2 separate regions of the Homo sapiens genome follow, and region 1 is linked to region 2. A link is a contact called in ENCODE Hi-C or POLR2A ChIA-PET data. All regions are on one chromosome and are shown on one strand. Each heading gives the region's core, a stretch centred on a gene start or an enhancer-like site at or near the end of the contact. The rest is flanking DNA. Distances are from core to core; before and after follow the strand shown. Region 1 overlaps RUBCN (rubicon autophagy regulator). Region 2 has its middle 27 kb from the start of LINC00885.

What was found. Hi-C counts contacts between places; a loop is a spot of excess contacts on that map. ChIA-PET counts read pairs that join two places held with the same protein, here RNA polymerase II (POLR2A). Pooled maps may share reads with other maps.
Region 1: a map with no recorded cell type shows a loop between it and region 2 (12-fold over the local background). The contact joins two enhancer-like sites. A Hi-C loop is called at or near these places in 1 of 37 single-sample maps with no recorded cell type and 1 of 50 pooled maps. POLR2A ChIA-PET finds 5 or more read pairs at or near these places in 2 of 52 experiments (Panc1 and activated CD4-positive, alpha-beta T cell).

Annotation. Positions count from the first base shown.
Region 1 is chr3:197,711,094-197,715,041 of GRCh38, forward strand. All of the region lies in intron 2 of RUBCN (rubicon autophagy regulator), which reads right to left. Among named protein-coding and RNA genes, the nearest start is that of RUBCN, 24 kb to the right of the region's middle. RefSeq lists enhancers at 904-1,524, 1,245-1,539, 1,248-1,617. Within about 2 kb of position 1,363, at least 39 of the 41 ENCODE cell types and tissues checked have a DNase peak (open chromatin) inside an H3K27ac peak, as active enhancers do.
Region 2 is chr3:196,113,435-196,117,314 of GRCh38, forward strand. No RefSeq gene overlaps it. Among named protein-coding and RNA genes, the nearest start is that of LINC00885, 27 kb to the right of the region's middle. RefSeq lists a silencer at 1-58. Within about 2 kb of position 2,482, at least 3 of the 41 ENCODE cell types and tissues checked have a DNase peak (open chromatin) inside an H3K27ac peak, as active enhancers do.

The sequences.
Region 1 (3,948 bases), core at 113-2,612, 1.6 Mb after region 2:
GATTACAGGCGTGAGCCACCACGCCTGGCCTCTGGTGAGGATATTTATATACATAACTTCCTGGAGAGTAATTTAGCAATAGCTATCAAAATATCAAATGCACATGCCCTTTAAGAATTCTAGGAATTTATCCTACGGTAAAGGGCAAAATTATTTATACACAAGCACTGTTACTAATAGCAAATGATTGGAAACAATCTAAATATCCATTCACCAGGGGACTGGCTAAATAAGTGATGGTACATACGTACAATGGAATATTATAAAATGACAGCTGTAAGAAAGAATGAAGAAGCTCTCTATGTAATGATTTCGGATGAATTACAAAACATATTAAGTGAAAAAGGCAAGATACAGAATAGTTACTACAGTATGCTATTATTTATATTTAAAAACTTGCAGGTATAGCAAAGAAAATCATTGGTAATTGCTTTTATAAGCATAAAAATTCTCTGGAAGGGCTGGGCATGGTGGCTCATGCCTGTAATCCCAGCACCTTGGGAGCCAAGCTGGGAGGCTGCCTGAGGCCAGGAGCTTGAGACCAGCCTGGGCAACATAGTGAGACCCTGTCTTTAAAAAAAATTTTTAATTAAAAAAAAAAATTCTCTGTAAGGAAACTAGTAAATGGTAGTTTTTTATGTGATCAGAAGGGAGCAAGACTTTTCACTGTATAGTTTTATACTTTTTTGATTATCTAGCTACGTAAAATACAGTGTTCAAAAATTAAATATTTTTCAAGTTATAGAGTGATATATATAGTACAACCTTAATGTTTTTTTTAAAACACATAAATACATAGAAAAAAGCAGAAAATATACCTCAATGTTAGAGTGGTGACTATCGCTTGGTGTTGGGATTATGGGTGATATTTACTTTCTTCTAAAGTCTTTTAGGTATTTTCTGAATTTTCAACAAAGAAAATATATTACCTACATTACATATTCAGAAAAAAACCACAGAGGTCTTTTTTTCATTATTGATTTTTTTTTAATTGGACCATCTATGCTGCCAAGAACTAGTTTCTTCTTGATTGTGGCAAAAGGAGGAATCCTTTCACTTCTCCTATTCAGCTGAGCAATCTCAGGGGCTAAATGTCTCCACATTTCTAAGCAACAGAAAAGAGGCTATCAAATATGCCTTGCCTTCTGGAAGGACTAAAAAGGTAGCCCAGATGCAGCTGTCAAGAAAAATGAGATCCCTCTAAGAATACGATCATGATGTTACAGCTTTCCTAAGGCCCTGAGTGAATTTTTAAAAATACAATTCACATTCCATAACGCATCCTCCTGAGAGCCCAGAGGGGACATGAGCAGCATGAATCACTGTATCAGCCCCTCCTCCTGACGAGGGCACAACACCCAGAATAGCTCGGTGATGACGCAGCAGCCTGAAACCTTTGAAAGCCCTCATCTTTCAGAGGGAGGAAATGAAAGCGAAAAACAAGTTCTTGACGCAGACTTTAATTCTCAGATCTTTACCAGGCAGAACAGAGCAGCAAGGAAACCGGCACGGATCTTTTGATTCTTCCCACTAGAGCCTGCAGTTGCTAAATGTGTGTGTGTCCATATGACAAATCTGCCTGATTAGCTCTGCTTCTGATTACTAACACTACTGGGGTTCTCAGGATAGGAGGCATGTAAAAAAGGAGAGAGAAAAGATAAAATAAAAACAAATAAAAAAATTAAAAATACTACTGCTATTTTGCAGATGATCATATGCTTTGATATTTTTCATTCTGATGACCAGATACTTTCACAGATATTATCACTTTTTTTTTTTTTCTGAGATGGAGTTTCGCTCTTGTCACCCAGGCTGGAGTGCAATGGTGCAATCTCAGCTCACTGCAACCTCCACCTCCCAGGTTCAAGCGATTCTCCTGCCTCAGCCTCCCGAGTAGCTGGGATTACAGGCATGCACCACCACGCCCGGCTAATTTTGTATTTTCAGTAGAGATGGGGTTTCACCATGTTGGTCAGGCTGGTCGTAAACTTCTGACCTCAGGTGATCTGCCCGCCTCAGTCTCCCAAAGCGCTGGGATTACAGGCATGAGCCACTGTGCCTAGCCAGATATTATCACTCTTAATAACTATAACAAGATATGTGAATAGTGTTTTGCATTTATCAAGCAGCTTTCATTTGAGATTCTCATTGATTTGACTTCCATTTCTCTTTCAGGCACAGATAGTGAAACTGTCTTGTAATATGGTTAAGTGATTACTCTAGATGACAGTTTAATATTAGTAACAGGGCCAAGAGAAGAACCCATTTGCTATTAGGACACAAGTACCTGACCCATTGAGTGGCAGTGCCACTCATCTGGTAGCTATTTTGGTCAGCAGCCTGGGAAACTTGCACTGAGTTTCTGTAAAACACACTGGCAGGATTCCCAAGTTTCTGACTTGGGAGACTGAGCAGGTCAATGCCACAAATAGGAAGAAGGGCAATCTCATGAGAGAACATAAGTTTAGTTTTGGTAATGTTGTGCTCGGGCCTGAAAGACAGCCAGACAGTAAGGTACAGGAGACAGCTAATCTTCTGGATTTAGAGTTCAGCAGAGAGGTGAACCTGCTGAACCCTGAGGTGGGGGTCATCAATGGGTGAGTGATCGTGCAATGTGAGCAGATGAAACTGCTTCAGGAAAATACACAGAGTAAGAAGAGAGAAGGGCATACGGCAGAACTGCATTAAAAAAAATTCCAGGCCAGGCACGGTGGCTCATGCCTGTAATCCCAGCACTTTGGGAGGCTGAGGTGGGCGAATCATGAGCTCAGGAGTTCAAGACCATCCTGGCTAACACGGTGAAACCCTGTCTCTACTAAAAATACAAAAAAAAATTAGCCGGGCGTGGTGGCGGGCGCTGTAGTCCCAGCTACTCGGGAGGCTGAGGCAGGAGAATGGCGTAAACCCGGGAGGCAGAGCTTGCAGTGAGCTGAGATCACGCCACTGCACTCCAGCCTGGGCGACAGAGCGAGACTCTGTATCAAAAAAAAAAGAGAATACAAAGACAAAAGAGTTATATAATTTGCCCAGCACCACTCAGTTAATGGTGAAGCTGAGATTAAAATGTGAGCAGTCTGATTCAAAAGTCCGTAATTTTAACTGCTACGTCACTTTATTTCCCATGGATGTGAGCAATGAGTCTAGATTCTGATCTAGGTTCTAACTGACTCCAAAGACTTTTGTCAGTCTATGATACAATGTTGCCTCCTCAGTCCTAGGATGGTGCTTTTTGCTGTTTTGGGTTTGCTTTTTTTGTTGAGACAGGGTCTCCCTCTAGGCTGCAGTGGCACAATCATAGCTCACTGGAGCCTCAACCTCCCAGGCTTAAGCAATCTTCCCAGCTCAGCCTCCGGAGTAGCTGAGTCTACAGGCATGCACCACCATGGCTGGCTAAGTTTTTAAATTTTTTACAGAGATAGGGATCTTGCTGTGTTGCCCAGGCTGGTCTTGTATTCCTGGCCTCAAATTTCTAGTGATCTTCCTGCCTCAACTTCCCGAAGTGCTAGAATTATAGGCATGAACCACCACGCGCAGCCAAGTATACACACTTTAATACCAATTAGTTGATTAGCTCTTTTCCAATGTGATTACTGGCTGAGAATAAATTCTGATAAAAAAGCAAGATGAGCTTAGAGTTCCAGGTAGTTATACGAGGCCCTGACAGGGGATGACATGAGCGAGAACACACAATTATGCCTGTATTTGTGAGGTCTGATTTTTTTTTTAAATAGGAGGATACTAAACCCCAGTGACTCACTTGACAACTTTATCCAGAACCAAAATGTATTTAAAACACTGCAAATGGAGTAACTGCCAAAGAGAAAGCAGAAACCTTTAAGAATTATTGGATTCTACTCATTTCAAAACTCAAAGCTGATTATAGAGTTTTTGAGGATATAAAGAAAAAGAAACTCGGCTAGGCGCAGTGGCTCACGCCTGTCATCCCAG
Region 2 (3,880 bases), core at 1,232-3,731:
AATTTTTTGTGGCGATGGAGTCTCGCTCTGTTGCCCAGGCTTGTTTCAAACTCCGAGCCTCAAGCAATCCTCCCACCTTGGCCTCCCAAAGCACTGGGATGACAGGTGTGAGACAGCATGCCCAGGCATGAATGTGTCTTTAAACATACCTTTTACTTTCTTTTTTTTTTTTTTTAACTGTAGTCATAATAGCTATTTACTTGGGTAAAATTTTCTCAGGATATTTTTGGTATGTGGGGCAGAGGGAGAGCTAGCAAGTGAGAGAAGCTGTCTTTTCAGTACAAAGAGCTCACAGTACTCCGGTCTCCACTGGAAGTTCCGTCTTTATTTTTAAAGGAATCTGGTCATGAGTCTGTTGACCAAGCACATCCTGGTAATCTATTGTCAGATGAGAAGTGTTCTGGATTTCCAACTTATACCATGCATGATAGATGCTGAGTTTCAAGCATAAAACTACTCTAGTTACCAAGATCATACTGCTTTTATGTTGATATAACTTAATTTTATTATTTGCTTCACCTCCCACCAGAATCACTTATTTGCTCACTTTTCTTGTCTATGCTCTAGAATGCACTTACTGCTTAAGCGGCATATTATATGAACCATCCTTTTACATTATAGTTTATTAAAAAGTGGCTTTTGCCGAGTGTGGTGGCTCACGCCTGTCATCCCAGCACTTTGGGAGGCCGAGACAGGTGGATCACGAGGTCAGGAGATCGAGACCATCCTGGCTAACACAGTGAAACCCCGTCTCTACTAAAAATACAAAAAATTAGCCGGGTGTGGTGGCGGGCGCCTGTAGTCCCAGCTACTCGGGAGGCTGAGGCAGGAGAATGGTGTGAACCCGGGAGGCAGAGCTTGCAGTAAGCCGAGATTGCGCTACTGCACTCCAGCCTGGGCAACAGAGCGAGACTGTCTCAAAAAAAAAAAAAGAAGTGTCTTTTCTTTTTTCTTTTTTCTTTTTGAGACAGGGTCTCACTCACCCAGGCTGGAGTGCAGTGGCGTGAACTTGGGAGCCTCGACATCTGGGCTCAAGCCATCCTCCCACCTCAGCCTCCCGAATAGCTGGGACTACAGGCACACACCATCACACCCACCCTGCTAATTTATATTTTGTAGAGACAGGATTTTACCATGTTTCCCAGGCTGGTCTTGAAGTCCCAGGCTCAACTGATCAGCCCACCTTGGCCTCCCAAATTGCTGAGATTACAGACGTGAGCCTCTGCGCCTGCCCAAAGCAGCTGTTCTTTTGCAAGGATTTATTGGTCTGTGGTGCCTCTCCCTCAGTACCCTTGCGTGGTTCTTTTCTTTTTTTCTTTTTTGTTTACTGGAGCTACCCACCATGAACTATTGGTTGGTTATTTATAAAAATATGTTTAGGTTTATGCACATCATTATATTTATTTGCCCACGTGGGCCCCTTGAGCATCAGAGCTTCCTAAAGCAGGATCTTTGCAGGCCATCTCATCCCTCCTCATCATGTATGGATACACAAACCGAGGTCCATTGAGTCCTTTTGAAGAAGGATAGCTGCAGCTAGCTGAAGGCCAAGGCAGGTGGATCACTTGAGCCCACGAGGTTGAGGCTGCAATAAGCTGTGTTCTTGCCACTGAGAGAGAGACTCTGCCTTAAAAAAAAGTGCAAGCTGCAAAGTGGTTGCCTTTTGCTGAGGAGGTGGGTACTGGGAGCAGCAGGAATTGACTGGAAAGAGGCATGAGGACACGTTCCTTTTTTTCCCTTTTTTATTTTTTATTTTATTTTTTGAGACAGTCTCGCTCTGTCACCCAGGTTGGAGTGCAATGGTGCGATCTTGGCTCACTGCAACCTCCACCTCCCAGGTTCGAGTAATTCTCCTGCTTCAGCCTCCTGAGTAGCTGGGATTACAGGTGCATGCCACCATGCCAACTAATTTTTGTTCCCTTTTCTATTTTTTACATGTAATAATTATATATATATATATGTATGTATTTTTTAAGTGCTATTTTTGTTGCATTAAGAGTATGGCTCCCCAGGGACCACAAAGGCCTTTTAGAAGCCTCCGTATGTATTTATAGGTTATCAACAACAACAACAACAAAAAAACCTCTGCTGAAACATACGCAATAGTGATTTAAGAAGAAAAGGAATTTTTCACATTGGATGAGAAAGAACTTCCCAAGTTAGTTGCCTTTACAAATTCAAACATGACGGGCTATCGGCTTGGAGTGTTTTTTAAGAGTGACGATGGGAGGCTTATGGTAAGCCCATTGTTTGACGTGACCCAAGCATGGCCTGGTTAATTTTGACCATGCTCACAGCAGTGGTAGAAGCAACTAGCCACACAGTACCGTACTTGTTCTGAAACACCCATCTCTACTTGTGAAAAAGTAGAGGATCATTGAAGGATCTTAAGAAAAATTTCTGGACCATAGCATATCTCTGCAGCAAAAGAAAAGTAACATATTTGAATGTAAACAAAAACCTGAGACTCACCCCCACACCCCAATGCTCACCACACTCATAAGAAAGGAAGTGAGAATGGGAACCCCCAAAGGCCCACAGAACCTATATACAACTGTCTTTCTCTGTGAAAACAGATCAGCCCCAGAACCTCTATACGCCTCTCTATGTGAAAACAATAAATCAGCCCCAGAACCTATATACACTTGTCTTTCTCTGTGAAAACAATGAATCAGCCCCAGAACCTATATACGCCTCTCTTTCTATGTGAAAACAATAAATCAGCCCCAGAACCTATACACGCCTCTCTTTCTATGTGAAAACAATAAATCAGCCAGAGAACCTATATACGCCTCTCTTTCTATGTGAAAACAATAAATCAGCCCCAGAACCTATACACACCTCTCTTTCTATGTGAAAACAATAAATCAGCCAGAGAACCTATATACGCCTCTCTTTCGATATGAGAACAATAAATCAGCCACAGAACCTATATATGCCTCTCTTTCTATGTGAGAACAATAAATCAGTCACAGAACCTATATACACCTCTCTATGTGAAAACGATAAATCAGCCAAAGAACCTATATACGCCTCTCTTTCTCTGTGAAAACAATAAATCAGCCCCAGAACCTATATATGCCTCTCTTTCTCTGTGAAAACAATAAATCAGCCAGAGAACCTATATATGCCTCTCTTTCTCTGTGAAAACAATAAATCAGCCAGAGAACGTATATACGCATCTCTTTCTATGTGAAAACAATAAATCAGCCCCAGAACCTATATGCGCCTCTCTTTCTATGTGAAAACAATAAATCAGCCCCAGAACCTATATACGCCTCTCTTTCTATGTAAATACGATAGATCAGGATGCCAGAAAATATGTGATTGTCCCCTTCACATTACCTTCCTAATTAATGATTCAAAACTTTAGCAATCCATAATTTTATTTTTTTTCCTTATACAGGGCCTACCCTGCTTCTAGATAATCCCACAACAGATACTAAATAAAACCTTACACAATTGAATTGAAGGAAGTAAGCTTTGTTTGTGTAGTACCTGAGTGAGTTTAGAGAGTACAAACATTGCCCATAACTGAGTATAATAGATATCACAAGCATCTTCCCTATATCACCTCAAACATAAAAATAAAATGCCAGGAGATTTAACGATGTGAATGGGAAAGTCCAAATTATAAGCCTTTTAGAAAAAAACTAAATAGAAAAGTATCTTATTACGTTGGGATAGTAAATGATTTTTTCCTTTCCCACCCCCCACTTTTTTTTTTTTTTGTTGGCAGCCTCCTGAGCCAGAGTAGGCTCAGAGACTCCAGTTTTTTGTGTTTTTGTTTGTTTGTGTTTTGAGACAGAGTCTTGCTCTGTCACCCAGGCTGGAGTGCAGTGGCGTGATCTTGGCTCACTGCAACCTCTGCCTTGTGGGT